Linked DNA regions of Homo sapiens: region 1 is linked to region 2. The links are chromatin contacts, found by Hi-C or POLR2A ChIA-PET in ENCODE. All regions are on one chromosome and are shown on one strand. The core of a region is the stretch at or near the end of the contact, and the rest is flanking DNA. Distances in the headings are between cores, read along the strand shown.

Evidence for each region. A loop is a pair of places that touch in the nucleus more often than their neighbours do. ChIA-PET counts read pairs that join two places held with the same protein, here RNA polymerase II (POLR2A). Pooled maps may share reads with other maps.
Region 1: a loop to region 2 is called in a map with no recorded cell type, with 9 times the contacts of the local background. The contact joins two enhancer-like sites. A Hi-C loop is called at or near these places in 8 of 37 single-sample maps with no recorded cell type and 7 of 50 pooled maps. POLR2A ChIA-PET finds 5 or more read pairs at or near these places in 1 of 52 experiments (PC-9).

The regions. Positions count from the first base shown.
Region 1 is chr2:12,584,271-12,590,238 of GRCh38, forward strand. No RefSeq gene overlaps it. Among named protein-coding and RNA genes, the nearest start is that of TRIB2, 130 kb to the right of the region's middle. Within about 2 kb of position 4,126, at least 8 of the 41 ENCODE cell types and tissues checked have a DNase peak (open chromatin) inside an H3K27ac peak, as active enhancers do.
Region 2 is chr2:12,427,983-12,433,585 of GRCh38, forward strand. All of the region lies in intron 4 of MIR3681HG (MIR3681 host gene), which reads left to right. Among named protein-coding and RNA genes, the nearest start is that of MIR3681, 230 kb to the left of the region's middle. Within about 2 kb of position 2,894, at least 7 of the 41 ENCODE cell types and tissues checked have a DNase peak (open chromatin) inside an H3K27ac peak, as active enhancers do.

The sequences.
Region 1 (5,968 bases), core at 2,876-5,375, 160 kb after region 2:
CAAATAAAAGAAATTATTTTGTTTTGGAATGAGGCAAGGTTAGAAGCAAACATATAAATAAATGCGACTTTGAACAATTAATCAATTTTGGATGCACTTTTTGTAATTGCTTTGCCTGTTTGTACTGTGCAGTCACCATATCTTCCCACTGGAGCATAAATTTACAAACTTCATGCAAATGCATTATTTGTAATAAAACTGACTCATGAGCATTAAAAGCCAATTATTTCTATACATCTGCTGGCTATGGCTGGCAATAATTGTGCGTCATTCAGATTTGTGGCTGTGTGTTTGCCTTAGTAAGATTTTAATCACTCATTAATTTATGGTTTACAATATGCATCATGGGCGCCTGTATTCCCCAAACTACCTCAGACTTACAAATCGAGAAGCTGCAGAACTTGGAATTGTGACAACAGAGGCCTCTTTTAAGTTGTGTCTTCATGCCAATGTCTACTAGAGGATCATAGATGAAATAAGACAACCCCCCCACCCACCTCAAAACACACTGAGTACAATTGATCTTCCATTCCATTGATGAATTACTTTTTCATTTTTTTTATAATACCATACTATGCATTTTTATGTTACTTTTTTATTTGCCAGTTAATGACTTCTTGGTGGCCTAACCTTTGTGGAGACAGGGTCCCTATGGAAGGAGCATACTTTCAAATTTTTGTAGAAGGGGACTTAAATCCTTTTTCCGATTCTTGTTGCAAAATCTTAGGCAAATCACTTAGTGTCTCTGAACCCATACCTATGAAAACTTTTTTAAACAGTAAAAGTGCAATATCAGTAGTAGTGAGGATTTTGATGAATGACAGGCCAGTCTCTGAAGGAATTGTCCTTAACTATGGCAGGAATGAGCTTGGGGAAAGGACTGGTGGTTGACTCCCACCTAAACCTCTGAAACAGAGCATTCTAACTAGAAAAAAGAGATGCTGGAAAATGCTGCTGGCCACCTCCACTCTCCAACCCTCTCTCCATCAAGGGCAGACAGAGAATGAGAAGCAGAATGCTATGAATAGTGCATTTTTAAATGCCCCACACTGATAAGAACAAGAAAAAGTACAGATTGTTTCAAATATACAGAAGCTAGGATGGGAGGACAAAAAATTTCTGATGGTTAAAAAACCATATTGAAGGAATGAGAAAAAATATCCACCTTCCCACAAAGCAGTGCAAGATAAAGGTCTACCACACACTAGACATTTGGCTAGGGACCATGCTTATTGCATAGTTTAAGATGTGAGGGGACATTAAGGTGGCACCCAGATGAATGATAAAAAGATCAAAGTGAATACACACTCCCTATCTGTTGGCAAACAGCAGAGATATATACGTCTTATCTCATATAAGAAAAAACTAGAAAAGAACAACAGAAAACAACAACATGGGCTGTATGAAAACATTCTGACACATGACAAGGTGAGACATAGCAATAAAGATTCAGAGAAAAGCAAAATAATTCACTACAAATGGCAGAAAAAAAGTAGAATGCATCTGCTTTGTGTTCTCAGTATATAAAAAAATATTGTTGCTATGAAGTAAGACAGAATTTGTGTTGGTCAAGTGGAAAATAAGGTTTTAAAGGAGCTGGCAGAGTTACGGAGAAAATGTAATTAAACTACAATATGATATCAAAAAATAAAATATACATTGGAGACAGTAAACAGCTGAATTTAGACTTGTTCAATCACTGATGAATGCAAGGTCAGCAAACAGTGGTTCACAGGCCTAATCTGGTACATCCCTGTTTTTATATTGCCCATGAGCTAAGAATAACTTTTACATTTTTAAATGGTTGAAAAAAAAACCCAAAGAAGAATAAAATTTTGTGGCATACGGAACTTATATGAAATTCAAATTTCAATGTCATGCATAAAGTTGGATTGGAACACAGTGCCACTCCCCCATCCATTTACATATTATCTATAGCTGATTTCTGGATCCAAAGGCGGAATATTTGGAATAGAGATCATATAGCTCACAGAGCTAGAAATATTAACTATTTGACCCTTTAGAAAGAAGATTTGCCAACTTCTAATGCAGAGGACTTATTAACTAGAGAAACATGTTCTCAAAAGTGACATTTCTTTTTTTCTTTTTTCCTTTAGTGCGGTTGTGTTATTAACTTGAAATGCAGTTTGGTTACTTTGTTTCTGTTCGCATTCCATGTGGAGTTTTTTTCTTCCGTTCTTATTAATTATATTTGCGTATGCAAAATATTAATATAGTTCTAAAAGTCAGATCTAGTAGGTTCTTGAAAACTGGACTTCAAGCTAAATGATGTATAATGAAACCAACTTTACCACAGGCTAATTGATATAAATAGGACTTAAGTTCCTGCAGCATATTTCTAATCACAAAAACATCATCAAACTTCTAAATAAAGAGCAAAACACTTCTAATATTAAACATTGAAATTAATATGAGCTATGCACATATTTAAGAAAGATGAATAAAAACAAGTAATAGTGCTCAATAAATACGTGTGTCTTCATTCTGCTATCTTATAGAAGCATAGTTAAGAAATATACAACAACTAGAAGTCAGTCTTGGGGTGCATTAGTTGTATATAACAAATGTACACAGATTTGGTAACTTAAAACAACACAGATTTCTTATCTTACAGCTTCCGTGAGTCAGAAGTCCAGGTACAGCGTAACTAGGTTCTCTGCTCAGACAATCAAGGTGTCTACTAGGACTGTGAACTCATCTGAGGCTTGGCATTTTCTTCCAAGCTCACTGTTAGTTTGCAGAATTCAACTCCTTGTAGTTGTGAGACAGAACTCCTGAGGTTCTAGAAGACACCTGTCATTCTCTGTCATGTGGCTCTTTCCACAACAAGGCACCTGTTTTAAATGGCTCGCCTGATTATATCAGACTCACTCAGGATAATCTCTCTTAGACTACCTCAAAGTCAATTAATTAGGGCCCTTAATTACATTTTCAAAATCTTTTCACCTTTGATGTATAACTGATCTAGTTACAGAAGAGATACCCTTCCTATTGCTCCTACACTCAAGGGGTAAGTATTGTACAAGGATGTGGGCCATTGGGGGTCACTTTAGAAGTCTGCCTGCTGCATGGGCTCTTCCCTCATTGTGTGCCTCCTCGGGCTTGCATGCTATCTAGAGGACCCAATCATCCCACAGAAGAATGATGTCAGCAGGAAAGGCCGGGAGTAGAGTGTATGTGCACTGTGTAGCCTGTGAGTAGACCTGGTTGGCTTTGTGACCTCAAGTAAGTCATTTCAAGTATATTTGCTTTTCCTATTGGGAGTCAATTCTCCATTGGGTTTTCCCATTTCTGAAGGTATTGCAAGCAGAAGCACTAAAAGATAACTATATTTTCAAGGATGTTTGTATAGCAAGAAGCCTTGGAAGATATAGATAGCATCATCCTCCAGAGTAGAGGGTAAGTTTGTTAAGTGCCAGGTAAAAGAAAGATAATGTCTTCCTTCTGGGAAAAAATTCCCACAAGTTTGCTTGCAATCTAGTATAAAAGATTTGAGTTCATGAGATTGGAGTTCCTCATTTGTGATGCACACCTGTGCATGCAGCATTCACCTGAGTCCACTTTTGTGTTGCCTCCATTAGAAGTTGGAACAAGGCGAACCAATGCAACCATGAAGTTTATGCTGCTGTCTGTGTTGTAAACAATGGTCCTTTGTCTCTGGTCCAGGAGTCTCATTTCTTCTGCCGGCACTCATGAACCTGCAATAGCTAACTTGCCTGGTTGCAAAGAAAAGAAAATCTCAGATATTCCATGGTTCTTAACATTTCCCCATAGTACCTTTATATGAGGGGTGCTTCCAACTTCACTTGCTTAACACCATGACCTATGGTCCTTCTAACTCACCCTCTAGTATCACTTCCTCCTTGGAAAGTTTCTTAACTCATCCCCTTTCTTCTAGAAAAAGTCATTCACACTCTCTTCCACACAGTACTTCCTCCTTCCTCCTTAACCACAGTTTCACTTTCCAGTTTCACTTTTCAGTTACCTATGGTTAACTGCAGTCTGGAAACATTAAATGGAAAATCTCAGAAAGAAATCATGTTGTAAATTGTGTGCCATTGTGAGTAGCATGATGAAACCTTGTGCTGCCTTGCTCTCTCCTGCCCAGCACTTGATTCATCCCTCTGTCCAATGTATCCACACTGCGTATGCTCCCGGCCTGTGAGTCACTCAGTAGCCATCCCAGCTCTCAGAATCACTGTCCTGGTATTGCAGTACTTGTGTGCAGGAAACCTTGTTTCGCTTAATAATGGCCTCAGAGTGCAACAATAGTGAAACTGGCATATTGTGATCAAGGTTCTATTTTATTATTGTTGTTAATCTCTTACTGTGCCTAATTTATGAGCTAAACTTTATCATAGGTATGTATGTACAGAAAAAAGTGTAGTATGTATAGGGTTCAGTACCATTTGCAGTTTCAGGCATCCAGTGGGGGTCTTAGAACATATTCCATAGAACATATTCCCCACGGAAATGGAGGGACTACTGTATTACCCTTCCACTTATGCCATAAAGGTCAGATTAAAAGGAAAACTGTCTTCCCCAAAACTACACATCATTTTGAGAATAAGGAATTGCAACATATCTAGTTCTATATAAAATCTACTATAGAGGACTTTCCCAAATATTTTACTTTTCAAATCAGATTAGTATTTGGAGAAGAGACATTAACATGAAGCAACCTCAGTAAACATTGGTATTGGATCTCCATAGAAGTCTCTTAACGGGATTATTAACAAAGGGGGCAAAGAAATGTAATTTAGGTGTAATTATTTCTCTGGGGATTGGGAGTTGGTGATGACCTCCCAAGTTCATTTCTTGCACGTTGTCACAAACAAGGATATCAAAACCACTTTAGGAACGCAATTGGGTAAGAGATGTATGTTGCAAAGATCATGAATAGTAAATAGAAACTTGTGACTTGGGAAAAAACTTCCAGTGACAACCTTTTATAAAGATTCAAGAAGATCTGCCTCTCAAACCTAAATAAAGATTAGGCGCACTAGGTGACTCAAAGAGCGCTTTGATTGACAAGGAAGACATGATACTGAGGAGACAGGATGAGTTCAAATAAACTTGCATCAGGAAATGAGCAGAGAAAAATTAACATACTTTACACATGATTGAATGTTAAATGTGTAGCTATTTTGAAAGGTAGATATTTTATTATTTGGCTACCTTAGTTATTTGTAGAGACATTGTGTGTGTGTGTGTGTGTGTGTGTGATCCTATTTTGCACTTCCTGACAAGGAACCTGTGGCTGTCGTTATATTCACAGCTCTGCTGTATTCGGTGGTAGTTAGTAAACGTTCCCTGCATCTTGCACGTGATAGACAGTCTCCACTTCTGAATGAGATGAAGTTAGAGATCATTGTATCCTCAACATTTTGCATCCTATTTGACACACGGTGGTCAGAAAAATTCATGTTGAAAATTAAATTTTTCACCTGAGACATCAATTTTCATCTCTATAAAATAAGGTGATTTGAGCAACCAATCTCCACTGTCCTTCTGGGCTCAGAGGTTCCAAGAGTCCTTCATCTAGAAGCTGCTGGAAATCAGTGCTGTAACTGGCTGCAAATTCCTGTGAGAAGACTTCGTGGAAGTCTCCCCTCAGAGGCCTAATCAAGAAAGCCTTCTAGGGCTGAAAGCCACCTTTGTGACACTGCCCCACCTCCCCCCCTTGCAAAGGGGCCAGGGTTTCTGTGGGAAGAAGGGAAGCTCATGCTTTATGGCATGTTTTGCTAATGTGACAATCAAAGGCCTTCCAGGTGTTAATGGTGGCAACGGTGCAGAAAGCCCAGAGTGACATAATTCGGTTCTGGCTTGTGTTGGTCTGATTGCCTTTTTTGGCATCAGCTAACTCTCAGTTTCCTTTCACCTTTTGGTTGAAATGAACCGAGTGAGCTGAGGCGAAGTTTCCTAGGATTAGGATGTAAACCTGATC
Region 2 (5,603 bases), core at 1,644-4,143:
AATGGGCACTGGATGCTGAATGGGCATGTTTACCTGCTATCTGACTTAGCCCTGACAACAGTACTACCAATTCAGCATTTCAGCTCCACTTTACTAATGAGGAAACTGGAGAATGGGGAGAAAAAAATGGCATTTCTCAAATCACACAGTTCGTAAATGGTAAACCTATAATTCAAACTCAGGTCTGCTTTCTGCTCGAAAGGGTGCCGTTCAATGCCAGATATCATGGCTCCACTTCTCAAAGGAAGCACAACTTCTAAACAGGTGGGCCCCTCTTTTGCTCTTCTCCTGCATGTACACTGGGTAGATTCAAAGGTGTCCCTCATTTTTTCCATCTTCCATGAGGGATGTCCTAATCACCCCCTTTCCACAGGATCATTCTCTCTTCCATCCTGGCCTGCAGGGAGCAATTTGCACACCCTCCCCAGTGACTTCCCCATCCTCCAGCCCCATCCTGGTGAGGCCCTGGAGTTCTCACATTCCTTCCCACTGGGCCTCACATGCTCCCCTTCCTGCAGCTCTTTCCAGGCACCCCCGCCCTCACAGATGTTTACATGTTCAGGCTCCTTTCTGCCACAGGGTAGCCTTGGCCTCTTTCAGGAGATTGCTCCATATAATTGTTTCTAGCGCACAGCTGGGGACAGGCCCAGCCTTTCTCCCAACCTTCCCCCTCGCCCCCCGACGGCTTCTGAGAGCTGGATGTACCAAGAAGCCCACTGGCTGGCTCAGACCCACCCTCATGACTGAGCCAGTCCTGACCCAGTTCGAAAATATATCAGGCCCATGATAGCACTCAATTCTAACTTTCCATGTGATTTAGACAAATCACCAGACTTCTCTGTGTGCTTCCTTATACTTCAAGTACCAATTCCAATACTTGCTTTATAGCAGAGGGAGGCAGTGAGCATCAAAATAGGTTTTAAAAACAACAGTGATAACAACAGCAGCAAAACATTAGGCACAGGCACATTGTTTTTACTGATGAACTATGGGCTGCCTGTCACACATTGGCAATGGGGAGCTGAATGCTAACCAACCATCCCTGCCCCCAAGGAGTTCATAGCCTCAGGAAAAAAGAATAACAAAAACCAGCCACGTGAACAATGAGCTCTGCAAAAAGTCTATATGTTTATAATACTTGCAACTAAAAGTCATTTCATTCCACAGCCTCTTTTGAATTTATTTTTATAACAACCCTGCTGGGTACATGCTATGAATATTCCTCTTCCAACAGAGGAAACTAAGTCCTAGCAAAATGGAATCATGAATAAGAGCAGAGTCAGGATTTGAACGGAGGGGATTTTGCTGTTGCTTTTTGTTTGTTTTTGTTTTGTTTTGTTCCTAAAGCCTTTCATTGCTTTTGATCACTTTTCAGCCCAGAGTCACAGATGGCTGTGCTTTTCCATCCGGGCCACTTAATCTGATGGTAATGCACCATTTCTAAGAAGAGTTCTCTACTATTTCCCATGATATTTCCTTCCAAGTTGTTGACACCATTCTGCAGATTTTGATGCTGGTGGTAAATTCTCTAATGAAGACTATTTGCTTCATTGATGTCAAATTACTGCCTTACTGCTCTTATTTTTTGCCTTTTTGTGCACACAAATAGATTTTTGTTTTAATATGGAATCATAAAATCATCTCTTCAAATATATTTTAAACGCAGTTAAACTCAGTATGTGTAATACTAATCATATAACCTAATGAACTAAAGTGGTGATAATGTGTACAACTCTGAGCCCACATGTGACCCCAGTAGCAACTACATCGCAATTGCCACCACCTGGCTAGCAGCAATTTTAAGATGCATTCTGATACAAAAGATGCTAAAATCTGAAAAGTACATGATTTAGAATACACAAAACACAGTATAGTTTTTTCTTTTCCTTTTAGTAAGAACTCTGGATTTTTTTTTTTGGCTAGCCTGTAAGATCCTTTGAAAAACTGGGTCTCACATATGCATACTTGGCATCTAGGATGCAAAAGAAAAATACGGGAAGCGGGAAGCTACAGTGTGCCAGAAATAGGTTATCCATTGCCACATGTGTTGTTTAGTTGGCTTATTACAATAGCCCAAGGGTAGCCTGCACTTTCCCCACTTTACAGAGTGTTTTTTAAAAGTATACTGGGTACACCTTACATAGCTTAAGACACATAAGAGGCATTCAATAAATGTGTGCTGGTGAAATGAAAGAATATGTAGAGATTAAATAACTTGGTCATGTTCAGGCAGTTAGTTGACATTGAATCAGAAAATTGACTCTTGACTGGTCTGACTCAAAGGCCCATTCTTTGGCAATTGCTAGTCTGGCTCCAAGCGGGTGACTACGAGGTCTGGCAACTAATGGGAGACAAAAATATTTACTGTGTCAGTTAGAAGGAAGAAGGAAGGAAGGAAGAAAGAGAAGAAGAAAGGAAAAAGGAAGGAGAAGAAGGAGGAAGGAGGAAAGGGAGGAAGAAAGGAAGGAGGAGAGGGAGGGAAGGACAGAAGGAAGATCGAAGGAAGAGGTGAAAAAAAGAAAAAAGAAAGGATGAGAGAAAGATAATAAGAAGCAAGAAAAAACAGAAGTAAAAACTGAGAAAAGGGAAGGGAAAAGGGAACGAAAAGACAGGCAAAATGGAAAAAGAGGAAAATGAAAGAAAAGGAAGAAAGCAGGGAAGAAAGCTGTCAGTAATGGCTAAACATTAAGAAACTGGATTAGAAAGATAGTGTTTTTGCAAAGCCAATGTTGGCTTTCCTCCAGATTTCACTAGTTTTACAGTTATTCTAGAAAGTTCTCTAAACATCAAATTTTGAAGGAAGGAACCAACACTGCAACTGCTACTTGTTTTCAGGTTCTTGACCAACAGAGGCTTAATGAGTAATGTATTTGCTCAAAGTGAACTGAGGAAAGCAGTACTTAAGAACGCCTCTCACTGGTCAGCTAAGTGAGACAGTAAACCACCCAGGACGTTATATATCCTGTGCATATGTTTAAACCGGTGACTTGGGAAGAAACTGAAAGTTACTTTGTATAGTGAAACTTCCAGGCATAGTTTACTCAGTCTACTCAATACTGAGATCTAAGCCTAACTCCACAGCACCCGTGGGAGTGCTCTTTAAAGAGGAAGATGAGCTTTGAGCACTTTTTTTTTTTTTTTTTTTTTTTGAGACAGAGTCTCGCTTTCGCCCAGGCTGGAGTGCTGTGGCACTATCTCGGCTCACTGCAAGCTCCGCCTCCCAGGTTCATGCCATTCTCCTGCATCAGCCTCCCGAGTAGCTGGGACTACAGGCACCCGCCACCATGCCTGGCTAATTTTTTTTTTTTTTTTTTTGTATTTTTTACTAGAGACGGGGTTTCACCATGTTAGCCAGGATGGTCTCGATCTCCTGACTTTGTGATCCGCCCCCCTCAGCCTCCCAAAGTGCTGGGATTACAGGGGTGAGCCACTGCACCCGGCCAACTTTGGGCATTTTAACCACAGTTCAGCATAATGAGAGAGATGGTGGCTGTTATCATAGGCAGAGATTTTCTTTCTCCTTCATTTCCATTACTCAATTAATTCTTGCTTTTGTTCTGTGTTTGTTAAAGTTGCCATTAAGGTCAGAAAAATTCTTTATATAGAAAACAAAACAACAACAAACACCAGTGTGGTACTGGAGGAGTACTGGAATAGGAGCCAGGAGGTCTTGGTTCTAATCTTGCCTTTGCTACAGGTTTGCCACCTGACCTTGGACAAACTGCTTTATCCCTCTGGGTCTCCTCACAATCAAAATCCATGAATATTTAAGCTGTGACACATTTGGAGACGCACTGCTGAACACATAATATTATTATGCAGCCCAGTGTCTCAGAGTTGCCATCCATAGTCAAGGAGAGCTTTCTATACTTTCAGAAATAGCATCTCGTTTTTAGATAAGAAGTTTTAATTGAACTATAAAGGAGTAATATGCATTTCTTTTCTTTCTCCATTTTTCCTTTTTTCTGAGGCAGGGTCTCGCTCTGTCACCCAGGCTGGAGTGCAGTGACAGGATCACAACTTACTGCAGCCTCGATTTCCTAGGCTCAAGTGATCCTGCAACCTCAGACTCCCAAGTGGCTGGGACTACAGGTGCGCACCACCACTCCCAGCATTTTTTTTTTTTTTGGTAGAGATAGGGTCTCACTATTTTGCCAGGCTGGTCTAGACCACCTAGGCTCAATCAGGTATCCTGCCTTGACCTCCCAAAGTACTGGGATTACAGGTATGAGCCAGGGTGCCCAGTAGTAACACCCATTTCTGATAGAAACTTTGGAAAATATGGACAAAAGCAGGAGAGAAGGAAAAGGTAATCCTGTCATGCAGAGGTAACCATGATTGTTTTGATGTACTTTTGATAGTATTTTAAATATATACATTTATAAGCATATTGGGGAACATATTATATTGAGATTTTTAAAGTTTTTAAAAATTATTTATTACTGTAAACAATCTCCTATGCAATTAGTCTTCAAAAAATGATTTTTAGTGACTGACCACATAGGACTCCATCAAATGGATTAAGTGTAATTAATTTGAACATTTTTCTATTCTTGGTCTTTTCAGTTATTTGGGTTACTTTTGCTATTATAAAAATGCTGTGGTGACTACATATTTGGAAATATGAACGTATTCATGCCTTTTCAAATAACAAATTGGAAGGATAAGAATTACTGGGTTAAAAAACTAGGCCAATTTTAAATTGTCCTGCAGAAAAGTTGCAGCAATTTATCTCACCAGAATGTTCTGAGGATGTTATTGTACACCTGCTTACCAATGTCAAGGAACATGTAACAACAGCAATAAGAAAAACACAACACATTCTCTAACCTACTGAGAGCAGATTTTATTTTACTGATGTGTTTATATTCATTTCACTGATTATTCGTAAAGTTAACGTTTTTATTTCACATTTGCTTGCCACTTGCAAGACTTCTTTTGTAAAGTGCCTTTTGTATTCTTTGAACACTTTTCTATTAAGGGGGAGTGGATGTTCAGGCTTTTCCTATAGCTTTAAAGCCCTTACATGATGAGGATGTAAAACATCGCTATGCTTGTGGTAGATTTTTTTTTGCCATATTTTATTTTATTATTGTTTAAGGTGTTCTGTTTATAATATCTAAGGAAATATATTTTTAGGACAGAAGTCAAATTCCCTGAAGGCATGGAAATATAGCACTTCCCACCAGAAATACATTCTTTTGGTATTAGCACAGAGCTTTTAAAACAATAAACATGAGATTCACATCAGAATTGTCTCTCTCATTTTTTTTTAAGTGAGGTGCAATTCTCGGCCCATAACAATAGCAAAGTCTATAATTTTCATCTTTTAAGTCTATAGCTTTTTAAAAAATAATGCAAAGTATCTAAAGAAGAATGCAAAAATCACTTTAAAAGTTATGTTTTCCATCTCTTCTCTCCATGAAGCAGAAATCACTGTGAAATGGAAGGCATCATGAAGTTAGAACATTCTTTCATGAGGGAGTATTACTGTTCCAGAAGAGCCTAACAAGATATAACTGGAGGGATGGAGTCTTTCCAAAAATTGGCAAAAATGAATAAAAGCTTTAGTCTGAATCCCATGAAGCAGATGGATTAATGCT